Regions from separate parts of the Homo sapiens genome. Here region 2 is linked to region 1. The links are chromatin contacts, found by Hi-C or POLR2A ChIA-PET in ENCODE. All regions are on one chromosome and are shown on one strand. The core of a region is the stretch at or near the end of the contact, and the rest is flanking DNA. Distances in the headings are between cores, read along the strand shown.

Region 1 (4,297 bases), core at 1,389-3,888:
AGGAAACACAGATTTCTAGTAGTCTTCTCCTTTGGCACTTGGAAGCAACATTTTGCTCATTTCCAGAGAATATTTTCTGAAGCCATCAATTATCTGTTACATCTGTTACATTATCTCATGAAGCCATCAATTATCTGTGCATCTGTTACATTATCTCATGTCAGGGCACCTGGTTCTTCTTGCTGGGGCCAGAGCAGCCCATCTCCTCTTCAGGAATAGCCTGAAGCCAGGTCTCTCCCGGGGTTCTCTTCTGAAGTTGCTTCTGAAGCTGCTTCAGTTCCTGAGGTTCTCAGGGAAGGAATCTTTCCTCCCCTAGAACACATCTCTCCTTTGAACTTCTGGACTAAAGGGTTGTCTTTGAGATTCTTTATGTACTTGGTGGTTCTGGGTGCCTCTCTCCTAGATCCCTCAGAGTTCATGGGGTTCTTGTAGCTGTGAGAGGAAAAAGCTAGAAAACCAGGAGTTTGCGGTGATGGGGAAGGCCTGTCACCCCCAGCGGCCTTTCCTTCTGCTCCCGGGATCGTGTCCCGTGGGCCTAAGCCTGGCCTTCCCAGCTGACCTCATCTTACTTCTCAGGCTGAGGCTGGTGGGTGATGAAGCCGCCTTCATCAAGGGACCACGTGGAAGCAGGTCCAACTCACCACCCAGTGGGCTTCTCTGTGGTGCATCCTGCCTGTAGGGGGAGTCAGGCTGCGAGAGAAAGGGAGAGGATGAGGTTCTGAGGATTCTGCCGTAGTTTTTTTAGAAAAATCAAATCTGGACTTCAGGAACCTGCTTCCTGAAGGTAATGTAGGAGCTGGGCTGTCTCTCAAGGGAACCCGGTGGAGTCTGCAGCCTGGCCTGCCATACAGAAAGCACTCTTGTGTCTCCCGTGGTACTTGTGTGTTATTTCTGAAGGCTGGTTCACTGGTTATAATGGATGGTATTCTCAGTCAGTCTCCTTCTGGAGAGGCCATCCTGGGAGCAGGTGGCTGAGACTCTGGCTTGGGAATGCGGTTGGATCTTTGTGGAAAGTCCCCAGGAGGCCCACCCGGAATCTCCCCCAGACTTCATCCAGAAGGGAGCCCTTTTGACCCTGACTCTGGAGTAGTCAGCAGGCTCTTGGGGATGGGCGAGGCTCTTGAGGTCCCATAGGACACATGTAAAATCCCACAAATGCAGACCTTAGTCCACCAGTTTGATAAATTGGCACACATCAGATTTTATGACCATCGAGCCGATGGATCAGGAGAGTAACAAGGTGAAGGTGGCTTTATCCATGAAAATCACAGCCGCAGTTGCTTCGTGCCAGTTATGAGTAGCTGCCAAGGGGTTTCAGCTGTTTGAGTGGCACATCTCTGGCATAGTCTTCCGGGGTGGCACATCCTCACAAAAACATCAGCCTGGAGGAGGACACGCGGGTCTCTCTGCAGCCCCCTGCCCCAGCCTTGAAGGGAAGTAGTCTGGGGCTTCCGGCAAGCTGCTCCCCAGTCAGTCCCATGAGGCTGCTGGCCTGGTTCCCATGGCCCCACTTGCTTTCTGGGGCTCCAGGTCTCCTAGACAGGCTCCAGGAAAAGCATTTCCCTCTTCGTTGCTTCTTGGGATTCCCCGTGGGTGCTTGTTGGTTCTCGAGAGAGATGGCGATCAGTCAGGAGTTGTGGGTGAGAAGCAGTCATGGCATCTCCAGGACAGGGTTGAGTTGGGGTCAGGGGGTGAGGGCCTAAGGATGTGACTCCCTGTCTCAGTTTCTTGAGGCCCAGGACTCAAAGTCCCCACCTCAGGGGACTCTTAGACCACCCTCTGGCCATTCCCACCTTCTCCTTATTGGTTCTCCCAACCCATTCTGACACCTTGCTCTGCAGGTCATGCCTCCCTTGACCTCCTTGACTGTGTTTCTGACAAGGCCTTTAGGATGATCTCATTCTGCCCCTTACCCCCTGCCCCACACACCCCAGCATAGTCATCCATCCACAAAGCACATGATTTGGTGGGCGGATTCGAGAAGTTCTTCAAGGAAAAAACATTTCCGTCTTCCATCTTAGTCATTCCTTCCAATTCTAAGCACGTTCATTCTCAGGAAGCTCTTCCTTACAACCAGCCTCAGTTCATCTTGCTGCAGTTGAAACCTGTTTTGTCTTGTTCATCAACCAGTTGTGAGGTCCTGTCTTTCAACCTGTTAATCCAGGGATCATTTTTCATCTGCAGGGCACCCTTCTCCAGGGTCTCAGGATGCATGTCTGTCTTCTCACAGATATCATCTTCTCCCACCCCCAGGCTGTCTTCCTTTCTACCCTCTGGCCCCCAAAAGGCTTTGAGTTCACTTCCCCCTTGGTGTAGGGTTGGAATGTATGCAAGAACACAGCTGGATTTTAAAACCACCTATTTGAAGTGGACTCAGGAATGCTGGGTCCCTGCTGGTGTTAGGGGTACAGTAGCCCCCACAGCTGCAGAAGGCGCTCTCCCACTAAGGTTTCTTAGTCTTTGCCTGGGATTGCCATTCAGTCCCCTTTCCTTCCCTTTGCTGCTGAGGCCATCTTGGGTCCCTGCTAGCCCAGCACGCAGCGCATGATGTGTGCTTAGCTGTCTGGAAGAGGCCTGTGCTGGGTTTGCTGGGCATTGAGCCCATACTTGGTTGATCCGGAAGTCTGGACTTGGGTGCAGTAGAATGTCCGTCAGTTTTCTCTAAAGTGCTTCAGGCTTTGGGCCAAGAGCCTTGGGAGATTCTGCAGGGATCCCAAGAGGTCCCATGATTTCTCAGTCAGCACTTTATCCCAGGACTCCCGGATTTGAATTCCCACATCTCCAAGACCCTGGAAAATCCAGCCAGAGGTCCTAAGCCTTGCAGTTCCAGTGCCTCCACTTGGAATTCCAGGATGGGCATGAATTTTCTCACCTCTCCACCTGACCTGAGTATTTTGATTATATCAGTCATTGGATTAGTTTCTTCCCAACCTGCAGGTTGGGCCTTAAACTCAGGCTGTTCTCCAGGGGCCCAGTTCAGCCACCAAGACCTCTGTCCAGGCTCACTTGACCCATGGGACCTGGCCATGGGCTGGCAAGGAGGATGGTAAGGAGAGAGGAGGAATGTGACCTCACAGCCTTCTTAACTCCCTTCCAACCACAGGGAGCTGCAGGGATGGGAGGGGCTTTGTCAGCACAGGTGTGTACCAGGTGCCCCTGCTGCTGGGGCTGGCTGGTCGTGACTCTCTCTGTCTTGTTGCCAGGCGGAGACAGCAGCCAATCGCATCTGCAAGGTGTTGGCCGTCAACCAGGAGAACGAGCAGCTTATGGAAGACTACGAGAAGCTGGCCAGTGATGTGGGTACCCCCGGGTTCACCTGGCCTGACTCTAGCAAGAGTCAGTCCCCTAGAACGTGTACCTCCAAGTCTTTCCTTGGAGCATAGTCTCAGGCTTGTATAGTCTCTGATCCCAATACTGCTAGTCCAGGGCAGCCTGAGCTCTGTTGTGGCTCTCCCAGAAAGTAGTGAGGTGGGGGCAGAGGCCAGTCCCTGAGTTATCATGAGCCTAGGATATCCCTTTGCCTCTCAGAGTCTTCTTGTTTTTTTCACTTGTCAAGTGAGAGTTGAGCCAGGGGATGTCAAAGCCTTTCCAGCCTAGTGTACTCTTAGTCTGTGAGTTTTGCTTCAGTGAGAAAAGGAGCACATCTGGTTCTAAGAGGGTGAGGGTAGGGTTTTCGGTAAATTAGTGCCGGCTCAGGCTAGCATAACAGCTACCAAAAGTAGCGGCTGTCCCCTACTGTTCAGGGAACAGGATGGCACAGTGCTGGGTTTCCTGTTCTGCCATTGGCTACATTTAGGTTAAGCCTCCTCTTCTTGAAAGAATTCAGCCCGTTGAGCTGCTCAGCCCAGCCTCTTGGTGGATCTGCTGCCCAGCATAGTAAGAACGCAGGTTCTGGAGCCCAAGTGCCTGGGTTTAAATTTCTGCCATTCCAGCCAGGTCACCTTGGCAAGTTACAGGACCTGGTAGGGCCTCGGTTGTCTCCTCTGTAACATGCAGGTGATCACAGCCCTTAGCTTTGTAGTGTTTCTGTGGTGATTCAGATGAGTCCATGTGTGTGATGTGCCTGGCCCCCTGCAGGTGTTCAGTGTATTCCTATTGTCATGTGCACCCCTCCACCTTCTCCACCACCATCACCTTGGCCCAAGGAAAACAGTCCAGGCCGTGCCTGCTTGTGCTCCAGGCCAGCTCTCTGCCCAGAAGCCAGCCTCTTCCCTTTTAAGTCAGAGACCCACATTCTAGATTCTTAGGAAGTCAGATGGCAAGAACTTCTGGAAATAGCTGTTAACCCCCTCCATGG
Region 2 (4,239 bases), core at 27-2,526, 51 kb before region 1:
TTGGAAAGTGGGAGACTTTGCAGGTGAGACTGAAGCTTGAAGGGGCTGGCCTGAGGCCCTGAGCTCCTTGTGGTGGAAGCAGATTTAGAACTGAGATCTCCCAGTGATGTGTGTCCATTGTGCCTGCAAACATTCCACTAAAGCATGGAAAAGGTGAAGGTGGGGATGGAGAGAGATGGAGTGACAGGAAGGAGGTGAGGGCTGAGGGCCTCCATGATGGCCTTGGGAACCTGCAGAGACTAAGTGGGGGATGGATGGTGGGACAGAGCCCTGAGCCCCACTAGGATGCTTCCCCAGGTGTGCCTTCTGAAAACCAGGGCCCCAGTGAGCATGTGGGGCCTTGGGCTTCTTAGAACCACTGGGAATCCACAGGTGTCAGAGCGTAGGCGCGGTCTTAGGCAGCATGGACCCAGCGGGAGGGGCTGGGACTCCTCCTCAGGGCTGCTGGTGGAGTCCTGGAAGTCCTGTGGGTAGGACTTCTGCCACTTCTCCCCTCTTCCTCTGCCTTTTTTATTGGGCTGGGAAGTTTTCTAGAAGCACAGGCAGGGCTGGCTCCCTTGTTCAGATAGGGAAGTTGAGGAATAGGTATTTCCAGGGTCAGCTGATGATGCCAGGAACTGGGGTCCCACTGCCTTGTCTGCTTCCTCCTTCTCAAAGTTGGCCTGGTCCATTAGAGAAAACCCCTTTTAGGTCCTTACTATGTCATCCTTTCCAGTTTACCCTTAAGAGGCCCTTAAGGAGGATTTCAACCTCTGCTGGGCCCCACCCCCAGAGGGTGACTTGATTGGTGGTGGTGAGGTGGGCTGGTGGGCTGGTGGGCTGTGAGCGGAGGGGCCCTGTTACGGACAGTTGTGAGAGTGTGGCCGGGGCACGGTGACCTGCTGCCAGGCCCTGGGGAGAGTCACGCTGACTGAGCCTGTGGTTGAAAGTGTGTGACTGCCACCGCGGGTGGAATTCTGGCTCCTGCATCTACTGTTCGCTGTGACCTTGAGTGGCTGTGAGCTCTTGGCCTCGGTTTTCTCATCTGTAAAATGAGATGCCTTCTGGGGTGGTTAAGATTGATTGGGTTGACACTGGTAGAACACTTGGGGCAGTGGGTTGGGAGTGACATCCTGATCTCTGAAGCTCTTCCACTCAGACCTTTCAATTAGATCTGCAGCCTCAGGACTTTGGACCTTTGGGGACTGCTGTGAACAGCGAGCTGCCCCAGGTGTCTGGGCAGGCAGGGAGTATGGGTGCAAAGCTGTGGCCTCTCTGCCTGTTCCTCCTTCTGTTGGCTCAGGTCTGAAAATCTGGGTGTGGCCTCTGCCCCTCCTCCCCGTCTCTCCTGAGTATCTCTTGTATCCACCTGCTTCTCCCTCTCCTACACTGCCACCCTGGACTGGCTCCCTTTGTCTCTGGCTGGGACCTTTTCGTGATCTTGTGCTTGGTCTCTTTTCAGCCACTCTTTTCCATCTCTGATCTGCCCTTCCCATGGCATTTAGAGGTCTCTTTCTAAGATGCAGGTGGAATTATGTAACCAGCATCTGATTGGCACTCCCAGCCCAACTCAGCCCGCCACAGCCCCATTTGTTTCTTTCAGCTAAAATAAAATGTCTTCGGTGACTTCCACTGCTCTCAGGAGAAACAACAGCTGCAGGAACCCGAACACCCATGTGGCTAGTTGATCTCCAGTCTCTGGCACCCTCTTCTTCCCTCCTGCACTGTGACTTTTTTTTTTTCAGTTTTTTGAACAGACCTTACTCTCTTTTCTCTGGGGCCTTTGCTGTTTGTTTGTTTTCTTCTTCTTCTTCTTTTCTTTCTTTCTTTCTTTCTTTTTTTTTTTTTTGAACCGGAGTCTTACTCTGTTGCCCAGGCTGGAGTGTAGTGGTGCAATAGGCTCACTGCAACCTCCGCCTCCTGGGTTCAAGCGATTCTCCTACCTTAGCCTTTTGAGTAGCTGGGATTATGGGCACGTGCCACCACACCCAGCTAATTTTGTATTTTTAGTAGAGACAGGGTTTCACCATGTTGCCCAGCCCCACACACGCGTAGGGTGACCTACAGCTACCTGCTCCACACACGCATAGGGTGACCTACAGCTACCTGACCCACACACGCATAGGGTGACCTACAGCTACCCGCCCCACACACGTGTAGGGTGACCTACAGCTCTGCCTATACCTGTTATGCTGGTGTAATTATTAGTAGACCCCCTGGTGCCTTGGTTTGGATGACAGGTTATGTGGGCCCCCTTCACATTTACGAACTTTTCATCTAATACTCCCCAGCCTTATAGATTCACTGACTCCCTTGGGGCAGTGATCAGACACACTGCCCCCCTACAGCCCCCCAGGATCAGTTCAGGGTCCTGTTTTAGCCTTATGCCTTCCAGGACCTTTCCTATAGGCACTGGATCTTAGTGTACAAAAATACACGCATTGATAAAATCTTTGCTTATTGTTTGTCTTCTCCATTAGACTGCAGGCTCCATGACTTAGGACAGTGCCTGTATTTGCCCACGATGTAACCCTAGTCCCTGATACAGAATGAGTGCTCAGTAAGAATTTATGGAAGGAAGGAATGAATGAATCTGGCTGCAGCTGTCTGGCAGGGGAGGCCTGGAGCCTGGGCGAGTCTGTAGAATCTGCAGTGGCCTGCGTGAGGGAGGCTGCCAACATCGGGCCAGTCCAAGCCCTAGCAAGCCAGTTGCCCACACTCTGGCACACATCATCGGCTTGGTGGCCCCTTTAATTATTCATCGGTCTTTCTCAATGGCCTTTGTGTTCAGAAACCCAAGACAGAATTCAAACCCTCTTTCCATCTCCCTAAAACTGAGACCTGGAAGAAAAACCTGCTGGCCCATTCTGCATCCCCAGGGGGCCAGCAGGTCCACAGCCTCCTCTCGTGGCTGGCTTTAAGCGTTGAAGTGTCCTGGGCTGCCCTGTGGCTCTCCTCCCCAGTCCACTGGGCTCAGGGACTGCCTGGGCACAGCTGAGTGGGTGCCCGTGTGGCTTGAGACTGAGCAGGGACTGGTGCAGGCTGGTGGGCAGAGCTGGATGAGTCCCCATCATTCCCCAGCCTGAACGGAGTCTGAAGGCTGGCCTGGAAGAGTTTAGCCTCCCAGCAGAGTGGAGCAGGCTCAGGCTTTGACCGACCTAGTTCACACCTCAGTTCTGCCTCTTGCCAGCTGTGTGACTGTGGGGAACTGGCCCTTGGTGTCCTGTTCCTTTGTTCCTTTAACCTAGAATTGTTGAGTGGACTTGCTGAGATGGCGCATGCCTCGTGGGTGATGATAACAGTGAGTGAGCACTCACTGAGGGTTATAATGGTAGCCAACATCTTTGAGCAACCCTAGGATATGATTCCCTCTCCTTCCCTCACCTCCCCTTGGGGCTCCCTGAAGTCCACGTTGCCATCAGTGTCCCCATCTTGAAACTGAGGATGGAACGCTGATCTTTCCTTTCAAGGTTGGGGGGAGGGGGCTGGGGAGCCGAAAGCACCCCAGGGCTGCCCTTGCTGCAGTGTCTGAAGTGAAGCCTAGGAGCCCCGGTGCTGGTGGGCAACAGCAGGCGTGGATCTCTCTGATCTTTGAAGAGGACTGTGAATACACTGACCACAGGCGGAAGCCCCTTGTCCCGTCCTGCCCTGCACTACCCAGAGGTCCCTGGGCTTCTCAGCAGAGGTGGACAGATCTGCTTGCAGCTGCCCTTCTTCCCACGCTTCTGGAAATGGAAGTTCCCACAGACACATTCCTGTTCCTCAGCTTGCTGCTCCCTGCTTGCTGATACCTTGCCGCCCTGTCCCTCAAACCGGGCTGGCCATACCAAGGTGTTGGCGAGCTGCTCAGCCTGCTGAGCTGTTGACACCCCAGACCACCGCCGGCCTAGTGGACAGGCCAGGAAGGCAGTGATGGCACTGGGTCACATTGTCCTGGGCCTGGGTGAGGGTTTCTGTGCTGCTTTTTAATGTGCTGATCTGTGTGTTTGTGTTTTGGGAGAAGAAACTTTGTGTTGCGGAACCTCAGGTGAAGAGAATTGAGGTCGTTAGGCTCCTCCGTCATGGCCCAGTGTCATCTCGGGGCCATGCAAGGCCTCTGTGTGTCCGTCACATTTTATCCTACAATCTCCTGTGATGGATATGCAGATTGTCCCCAGCTGCTCTCCTGCTGACACAAATGAGGCAACGATGAACATTCTCCCATACATCCCAGTGCAGCTGTGTGAGGATTGCATTGAGCAGGGAATTGCTGGGTTGCAG

Evidence for each region. Hi-C counts contacts between places; a loop is a spot of excess contacts on that map. ChIA-PET counts read pairs that join two places held with the same protein, here RNA polymerase II (POLR2A).
Region 2: POLR2A ChIA-PET joins it to region 1 with 12 read pairs in AG04449. The contact joins two enhancer-like sites. A Hi-C loop is called at or near these places in 2 of 168 maps with a recorded cell type or tissue (endothelial cell of hepatic sinusoid and transverse colon). POLR2A ChIA-PET finds 5 or more read pairs at or near these places in 8 of 52 experiments (A549, AG04449, AG04450 and 5 more).

The regions. Positions count from the first base shown.
Region 1 is chr14:68,892,654-68,896,950 of GRCh38, reverse strand. It overlaps ACTN1 (actinin alpha 1), which reads left to right. Exons shown (of 22, transcript NM_001130004.2): 9 at 3,204-3,296. Among named protein-coding and RNA genes, the nearest start is that of ACTN1, 84 kb to the left of the region's middle. Within about 2 kb of position 2,638, at least 3 of the 41 ENCODE cell types and tissues checked have a DNase peak (open chromatin) inside an H3K27ac peak, as active enhancers do.
Region 2 is chr14:68,942,753-68,946,991 of GRCh38, reverse strand. All of the region lies in intron 1 of ACTN1 (actinin alpha 1), which reads left to right. Among named protein-coding and RNA genes, the nearest start is that of ACTN1, 34 kb to the left of the region's middle. RefSeq lists an enhancer at 3,883-4,239. Within about 2 kb of position 1,276, at least 10 of the 41 ENCODE cell types and tissues checked have a DNase peak (open chromatin) inside an H3K27ac peak, as active enhancers do.